Linked DNA regions of Homo sapiens: region 1 is linked to region 2. Evidence: read pairs that join two places in POLR2A ChIA-PET (ENCODE). Cell type or tissue: MCF 10A. All regions are shown on one strand. Each heading gives the region's core, and the rest is flanking DNA. Links, peaks and the distances in the headings are about the cores only.

What was found. Peaks named below come from ENCODE experiments on the same cell type or tissue, not always from the same donor. Only the 100,000 strongest peaks of a DNase experiment are listed, where the experiment ranks them.
Region 1: POLR2A ChIA-PET joins it to region 2 with 6 read pairs; 2 of 35 experiments call an interaction of 5 or more read pairs at or near these places.

The regions. Positions count from the first base shown.
Region 1 is chr9:95,821,261-95,825,653 of GRCh38, forward strand. The region is part of intron 2 of ERCC6L2-AS1 (ERCC6L2 antisense RNA 1); the gene reads right to left. Among named protein-coding and RNA genes, the nearest start is that of ERCC6L2, 52 kb to the right of the region's middle. RefSeq lists an enhancer at 1,824-2,033. In MCF 10A, for the core only: no CTCF peak of the experiment used is centred there; a DNase peak (open chromatin) is centred at 1,781.
Region 2 is chr9:95,717,226-95,721,618 of GRCh38, forward strand. No RefSeq gene overlaps it. Among named protein-coding and RNA genes, the nearest start is that of ERCC6L2, 160 kb to the right of the region's middle. In MCF 10A, for the core only: no CTCF peak of the experiment used is centred there; no DNase peak of the experiment used is centred there.

The DNA.
Region 1 (4,393 bases), core at 129-4,128, 100 kb after region 2:
AACCTATCAGCCGTGCTATGAGAAGCCCAAGCCACGTGGAGAGGCCCCATACTTGTAAGTGGTTTGGTCAACAGTCCCAGTAAGTCCGGCTTGGAGCAGCCCAGCTAGGCATGCGAGAGAAGACACCATCTTCAAAGTAAATCCTCCAGCCTCAGTTGTTCCAGTCTTCCCAGCTGAGGCCCCAGACACCACAGAACAGAGACAAGCCATCTCTACTCTGTCTTTTCCAAATTCTCAATCCACAGAATCTGTAAGCCTACTATAAAGGCTATTTTATGTCACTAAATTTGGAGTAGTTGGTTATGCTAGACAACTAGAGTAGTAATTTTGTCTTGGGCTGGCTTGATGGTATAAGTGGATCTAAGCAATATATCCATGGTTTGGGACTATATTGACTACAAAAACAACAAATTAATCCTTCATCTGTTATCAACTCTAGTCTAGTTTTATAGAAATGTCATGTGGTCCCCTAAATGCTGTCATTCAAATAAGACCTTCTTGGGCCAAACAACCAATACATCTTCCTACGTAAGTTTAAATAAAGTCTTTCTGGCTTATGTGAGATCATGAAAGCCTCCTTTTGACACAATAATCCCATGCTCTGTAGTCTGTAAAGTCATTTGGAATTACATGGCAAATGACATTTATAAAGCAACAACTAGCCGGTGGAAGCAACGTTAAATCAGAACATTTTAGTAACTTCAATTTTTATCAAGAGTAGTATGTTTTAGGCTATATTTCTTAAACAAGAAGGCTTGGTCAAGTTTACATTTATTCAGATACCCAAACCATGTCCAGATTATATTTGAACATTTCTTTGAGGGCTCTATGTCCCATTTAATTGCTTTTGACAAGCATGATACCCTCTAAACCTAAATAATGTGTTTCCCCTGAAAACCCCCTCAGCTAAAAACACATTCTACTCCAAGTAAAATGGTTGCATCATCTAAATTCCATTATCTGTAGCATTTTGTAAAAGGCCATGAACTAAGAATGTGCCCTTGTTCTTGATCTCAGGGCGTCTGAAAAAAGACTTGAGCATGAAGCCAGGAGGGGTCTGGCCGCTCGCCCAGGTCTTGATCTCCAGGCTCTCAGCTCACCAAGGTGGGATGCAGCAGCTTGCAACTTCTTGGGGGAAAATAGTTCTTGAGAAATAATTTCAAGGGGTAAACTGGTGATTTTTTGGACAGAGCTTGGGAGAATATCTGGGGCAGAACCGGAAGAAGGGAGAATGTGTGAGAGCTAAAAGGAGGCAACAGCAGGAGCTAAGAACGAGGACAGGGGAGGAAAGAGTGGGCTCAGAGCAGGGGAGGGTGGTGAAGTAACACCAAGAACTCTGAAAACCCTTGTCGCCAACTGTGACTGTCTTCACAAATCCCGACGGTAAAGGCTGCGTGACTCTCCTGGTAACCCTTCTGCCTCGAGGGCCTTTGGCCCTGCCCAACCAATGGTCATGCTGCTGTGTTGGACCCATGAACTGCAAATCCCTTTAGTGAGTGTGTGCAGAGGACTGTGGCAGAAATCCACATGAGAGACTTAGGTACTGCAGTGATCCATCATCTGGGAAGATTAAGTGGCTCTGGTGGCTTCCACGCTACCATCTGACTGTGGTCATCTTGAAAGTTAACTCTTCACTTGTTTTTATCAGTGTGGCTAGCATTGCTTCTGTTCTTAGGTTAAAAATACAACAGGGAAAACCCACTCCACCACCACAAAGCTTAAGCCTGGACGTGGCTAGAGGTTGGTTTTATGAGGTTGTCAGAAATGAATCATCAAGCTACTTGAAGCCAGAGACTCCAGGAAATCTAAACATTTGATAATGCTTGTTTTTGCTTAATTTAGTGAAGCAAGGCCAGAGTCAAACCTGCTGCCATGCACGAGGCAGGCAGATTTTTATAAAAACAGGTTTGTCCTCAAGATTCCCAAACGCCTGTGTCATCAGGCTCTGTCTAGCTCTATTGAAGGCCCACCCTCCTGTAAGAAGCACAGATGCAATTCAAGCCAAGTTCAACTGGATTGAAAGCTCCTTGGGGGTTGTTACTGCGCCTCACACAGCTTTGTGTCCCTCAGAGTAAGCATGTGGGTAAGGTCAGGTTCCCCAGAAACAAATCTGTAAGGTGAGGACAGAGGAGGTAGGAGGTGTTTACTAAGGAAGTGCGCCAGGGAAGGCTGGGCAGGAGTGAGGGAAGCAGGATGATGAGGAGGAGAAGAGCCACACCAGGGGTTATCTCAGGCTGCGACCCGTGGGGTGGCGCCAGCCTGATCTTGCAGGGACCTCAAGAGGATAAGGCACCCGTCAGAGCTTGTCCCAGCTGGCAGCAAAGGACCTGGGCTTTCCTATTCTCCAGGCGTGAAGCCCCTAGGAAATACGACCAATATTTTATCCTGTGGGAATATAATTTGGGTAGGGCTCAAGATTTGGAAAATGATGTATGAGCTGATTGTTTTGCCACCTGCTACACAGGTGTTCAAACATGGCAGAATGTGAGTGAGCTTCTCCACTCCTGGTAATAATCAACGGGGTTCCGAGTGCTGAGTTCCTCCCACATTGCTGCTCTTCAGGGAGTGAGCCTCATGGCCCTGGAGTTCTCCATTAGACTAGTCCGACAAAGCGGGGCATGTTCTAACTATCCAAGAAAACCATGCTCCTTACATATTTAGCTATTATGATTACTTTCCACCACAGCAGTCCTAGCCTCTATGATACAAAGAAATCAGAAAAAAAAAAATAAATTGGATCCAATCTATATTGAATGGCTAAGTTTTTATTAATTCAGTTACCTATGCCACAAATATCTACTGTATGCCTTCTGTGCTCCAGGCAATATGCTCGGGTTTTGGAGACACAGAGCAACAAAATATACAGTTTACAAATGAGTGGACGTTCTTGAAACAAAGGCTGGGAGGGATGGAGGGAGGTGTGAGCCTGGAGGCGTAAGCAGGAGTCCTCCCGGGAGCCTCATGGTGAAACCTGTGCTAATGACCATGCGTTTTCACTGCTCAAATATCGCGGGGGCTCTATGCCTCTTAAAATTTTATCAGTGTCCTAATTTTCTTCCACTGCATCCTAGGAGAACCAAAGACCACAAGATGAAAACATATTCAGACACACCCTTTCCCACTCCAAATCACAATTTTCAGGTCAAGCTCCCCTCAAGGGGATGCATTTCATAGAATTTGGTGATTGTGTTCTTTTAGGTGTATTGTCCACTTTTCCTGGCCTTTTTCTAAATTCTTTTATCTTTTGGGAACATGAGACTCACATAAAATAATAAAGGGTTAGATTATCTTTTTAAATCCGCAATATTTTAGCAATATTTACCTCCTTCTAACTTCAGTTATTGTGCGCAAGCTTTTATTATTGGCATGACATTTTCAAGTTCCTCAATTGACCACATATTGGGATTCATTTTTTGATGTGCAGTATCTTGTAATCCTGAGTACAATCCTTAAAAGGAGAGAGAAGGCCAGGTGCAGTGGCTCACACCTGTAATCCCAGCACTTTGGGAGGCCGAGGTGGGTGGATCACGAGGTCAAGAGATAGAGACCATCCTGGCCATCATGGCAAAACCCCATCTCTACTAAAAATACAAAAATTAGCTGGGCGTGGTAGTGCACGCCTGTAGTCCCAGCTACTCCGGAGGCTGAGGCAGGAGAATCGCTTGAACCCAGGAGGTGGAGGTTGTAGTGAGCCGAGATCAGCCACTGGACTCCAGCCTGGCGACAGAGTGAGACTCTGTCTCAAAAATAAATAAATAAATAAATTAAATTAAATTAAAAATAAAAGGAGAGAGAAACACACTAAGAATGGTGCCGCAGTTCATAATCTCTACTTGGGTTCAGCATTGTAGAAATGTAGGTTCTTTCAGCCTGCCTATCTCTCTAGGATTCAAATTGCCTGATTGAGGTAATGTCGGTTCCTTTTTTTGATGGATTTAAATTTTCTGGTTTACACTAACATCCACCAGATCTCCAAGCCGGTGGCACAGCACAGCCATGTTTCGTCACCACCCCAAGTTCAGGATGTGCTCCCGTGGCCCGCGGGCTTTGAGCTGGAACTCCTGCTTCCCTGGGGAAGCACAGGCACATCAGTGTGCTCGGGGTGTTTGCAGAGAGCTGTCCCCTAGGGACCCCACATGGAGGAGTGGGCTCGGCCCCCTGGGTGGTGTTGGGGCAGGGGAAGGATCACACATGGGCCTCAAGCAAAAGTATGATGGTAAGACTGAATAACCGTCCAGGTTTATCACACTCAGACGTGGAATGTAGTACAATTTCCACAGTCTAAGAGAAATAACCATTTTGTGAAACTCTCTCAATAATTTACACTCTTTAAAAAAAAATCAAAGCTGAAATATTTGATGCCACCATTTAAGAATTTGTGACTTCAAACTGA
Region 2 (4,393 bases), core at 87-4,086:
CTAATGACCCCTTTGCTTCACCGCTGTGATTATTTCAGCCTTTGAAGTTTGCTTTGATAAAACGTGCTGAAGTAAATGTTTCTCTCTTCCCTGTCTACCGATTACCCCTTCTCTACAGAAAATGTGTGATGGGTTACAACAAAATACAGTCAACAAAACAATAACAAAATGAACCCCATATCATGAAGAACAAGAAGACAAACAGATCCCGGGGTTGGGGTGAACACTTGTTACAGTCATGGTTCAAACTTGGATCTGTGCTTCCTGGTACCCAAGGACAGGTAGAAGAGACCATGCTTTATGTTATTTGTGTTATCAGAAAGAAGATGGAGTGCAAATTTCCCTAGAGTAGGGGTGGCTTCCCTGGGCCACACTGGAAGAAGAAAAATTGTCTTGGGCTACACATAAAATACACCAACACTAACGATAGCTGATGAGCAAAAAAAAAAAGCATAATATTTTAAAGTTTATGAATTTGTGTTGGGCTGCACTCAAAGATATCCTGGGCCACATGTGGCCGGTAGGCCATGGAATGGACAAATTTGCCCTAGAGCAAGCAAACCTTCCCCAGCACCAAATTCTGAAAGAAATCTCTTAGGGCTTACCTGTGAGAGCAGGGAGCAGGGAGCAATGCAGGGAAAGGGTTCTCAACAGCATCTTTACAGCCAAGCTCAATAGTGGATTTCATGGGCCTGGGCCCTGCAGTATAAGAGTTTCCATGGAAGTTTATGGTTTAGCACTACTATTGAAGTAAGCTACAGTGATTCTGCAAAGGGCAAAAATGTGTGATCTCTACTGATCCAGCAGGTTTCAAGGCTAGATCTCAGAGTTTCTGGAAGAGTGAAGAGAATGCCTGACCACACATAAGATGGAGGGGAGATGGCGTCTGGAGTTGGTTCCTGCCAGTGGGTTCATGTTCTCGCTGACTTCAAGAATGAAGCTGCGGACCTTCTCGGTGAGTGTTATAGCTCTTAAAGATGGCATGGCATCGACCCAAAGAGTGAACAGTAGCAAGATTTATTGTGAAGAGCGAAAGGACAAAGCTTCCACAGTGTGGAAGTGGACCCAAGCAGGTTGCCACTGCTTTATGGGGTGGCCAGCTTTCATTCCCTTATTTGTCCCCTTCTGTGTTCCTTTTCTGTCCTATCAGAATGCCCTTTTTTCAACCTTCCCTGTGATTGGCTACTTTTAGGATCTTGCTGATTGGTGCATTTTACAATCCTCTTGCTAGCTACAGAATGCTGATTGGTGCATTTTTATAGATCACTGATTGGTGCATTTTACAATTCTCTTGTAAGACAGAAAAGTTCTCTAAGTCCCCAGTTGACCCAGGAAGTCTAGCTGGCTTCACCTCTCAAGATGAGTAAAATTCAGCCCAGGGTGGTGCTCTGATTAAGCCTAGGAGTTCCAACAATCTGTTTGCCTGTTGAGACAGCCACTCATTACTTAGCTATCTCAACAGCTACTCCCAACCCCATTTCCCTTGTCTATCTTTTAAAAATAGAAGCCTGATGGTCCATGTCCTAGGTTTCCTTGCAACACGGAGTGGCCAGATGACACAGATGTAGTCAGAAAGACTAAGGGGAAATAGGTTTGGGAGCTCCTAGGAAAGCTCTTGCTCTACTGACAAAGTGAATGATGTGAGAAGAAAGATGTTGGCATGGCCTCTTCTTCTTTCTTCCTGTCTTGAACATGAATGTGATGTCTGGTGCAATGGTGGCTATCATGAGGTAGGTGAAAGCCTGGGGGCCTGAAAGCTTGGGGAGATGAATAACTCCTTCCTCCTCGGGCCCAGTCCCAAGGCACAAGACCACTTGTGCCAGCAGCATGCTTCAGCAAGATGGTAGAAGCAGGAAGAGAGCTGGCCAGAAGACACATACCCCCTGGAAATGGAGAGAGTCCTTCGGTGTACCACGTAGCAGTTACGTCAGACTGGGACACTTACTGTTTACAGGAGACTACAAAACCCTAGCCCCATCCTCACTTGAGGCTGATGGCATTTTGGGCCTCAGCCCGTCTGCACCCAGGCGCTCATTAAAACAGCGTGTTGCTCCACTCCACCTTGTGTTGTTTGTTGGCGCGTTCTTGGGGTTCGAACCAATACAAGAGCCTTGCAGTAGGTAATAGAAATGCAACAGAAAAGCCAACTAGCTGAGGTGGGTCAAGAGAAAAAACAGTGAGCGTGGGTCCTTGCTGACATGGAGCTGGGAGTGCACTCTGGAGAGAGCTCTCCTGCAGATTCTTATCAAGTAAGCAATAAAATAACCGTATGGTCTACGCTCCTGGAGCTGAGACTTTGTACTCCTTGCTGTTGAAAACAGTTTACCTTTTACCAGTGTAAGGAGAGAATTTGTGAACTTTAAACAAGTGGAGAAGTGGTGGGTGAGATTAACACTCTGGTGAAAACGAGGAGTCCAGTCAAGAATACGAGCTCCGACGTGAGCAGGCGCAGAGTCCAAGTGGAGTCAGAATTTTCAGGAAACTACCACATGGGAGTAACTGCTTAACTGAGTCCTCAGTGGAGAATGCCATAAACCCTGGCTAAGGTGATTTTGATCACTAAAACTTTTTAAGCAGAAATAATTAATTACCCATAGAGCTTCAGTATCTCTATCTTGGATCAACTGATTTGAAGAAAAACATAGCGAACCTCCTGGGGTAATTGAGCAGGAGAATGTGTTCCTGGGTTATTAAATTAATGCATCTGCAGCTTGAGGTTAGTCGATATTAGTAGAATAAATTCTGGGAACTGTTAAAAATAATGATGTTAGCTTTCAAAATGTTAATACAATTCTAAAGTCACTGTTTCTGAAAGTAGAAATTGTTACTGGTTCTTAACAATAAAAGCATTTGTCTCATTGATGAAGTAACATACATTTGATTTATTTCAATGCAGTTTCAAATAAGAGATAATTCAAAGGAAAAGGAGAATGCAGAACACTGTGAACCTGTAAAAAAAAAAAAGAAAGAAAAAAAGTCCTTTGATGTACGAAGACCCTGTGAGTGTTTTCATAACAATCTTTTTTAATTAACTTATTTATTTTTATGTTTTATTTTTTTGAGACGGAGTCTGGCTCTGTCGCCAGGCTGGAGTGCAGTGGCACGATCTCGGCTTACAGCAAGCTCCACCTCCCGGGTTCACACCATTCTCCTGCCTCAGCCTCCCGAGTAGCTAGGACTACAGGTGCCCGCCACCACGCCTGGCTAATTTTTTGTATTTTTAGTAGAGACGGAGTTTCACCGTGTTAGCCAGGATGGTCTCCATCTCCTGACCTCGTGATTTGCCCGCCTTAGCCTCCCAAATTGCTGGGATTACAGGCATGAGCCACTGCGCCCGGCCACCAATCTGGATTTTTATGATGATTTTGTGTGAGCACCAATGACCAGAAGTTCATGTTTTCCTCGTGTAACTTGGCCACACAATTGTTATTATTGCTGAAAGGGGTGTGGAAAGCATTGCTATCTTTGCCTCCCACTTTTATATGACCTTGCAGACAAGGTTAGCACGCCATAGAATGTCTTTCAACACAAAGGACAGCTATATTAGTGTGTGTGTATACAGGAATGCTGTTGTACTTGTGACATTTGTTTTAATAACATGATATTGGTCATTTGTAAAAATTACAATAACAATGAAATGAGAGGCAAAGGTACAGTAACATTCCCTATTTAAAATTAAGCCATAAATATGCAGGCCGAGTAGACAAAGTGCTTTCTCCAAATGTTTCCAATTATAAGAGGAAAATGAAATTGTTTTTACTATTCTTGGGTCTTTTTCGTTTCAAGTACATTGTTTTTTGAAAATGTGGGAGACAGAGATGCAAATAACTGTTTTCTTTACAATTATGCTATGAAATTCTGAGTTTCTCTTTGTTTTCGTTGGGTGTAATTTATCATTTCTTAAGCTGTGTCAGAAATCATTGCTGCAAAACACATGGTAGAAAGTCTCCTATGGTAAATGAAAGAGTAATTCAACTTGTCGTTGTTTAGGTCATGGCGTGTTGTAGGAGACCACTTTTTCTGGATCACCAGCAACATAAACAAAGGGTTTATCACTAAATAAATAAATGTAATCTACAGTTTTCCATTTAACTGTATCATAAAACATTTGGAGGACATAGCCACATGCTCATTCAATTTAGTCGCAATAACCTTATTGGCATGACAAGGCTGGCAAGGATGCCAAAGTCAATAGAGTAGGCCAGGATGCACTAGGCAGGTTTCACGAGGGTGGTGAGATTTTATGTCACAAACCTCAATGTGCATCCAGATGCAGTCTTATTTCTGGACCTCCCATTGAAGGAGTCCCCTGTTTCCAAATTAGATAAGACTTTGGGAGTGCTGCAAAGACTGAAAGGTTTGGGGGAGATTAGGAGAGAAGGAATGAACGGCA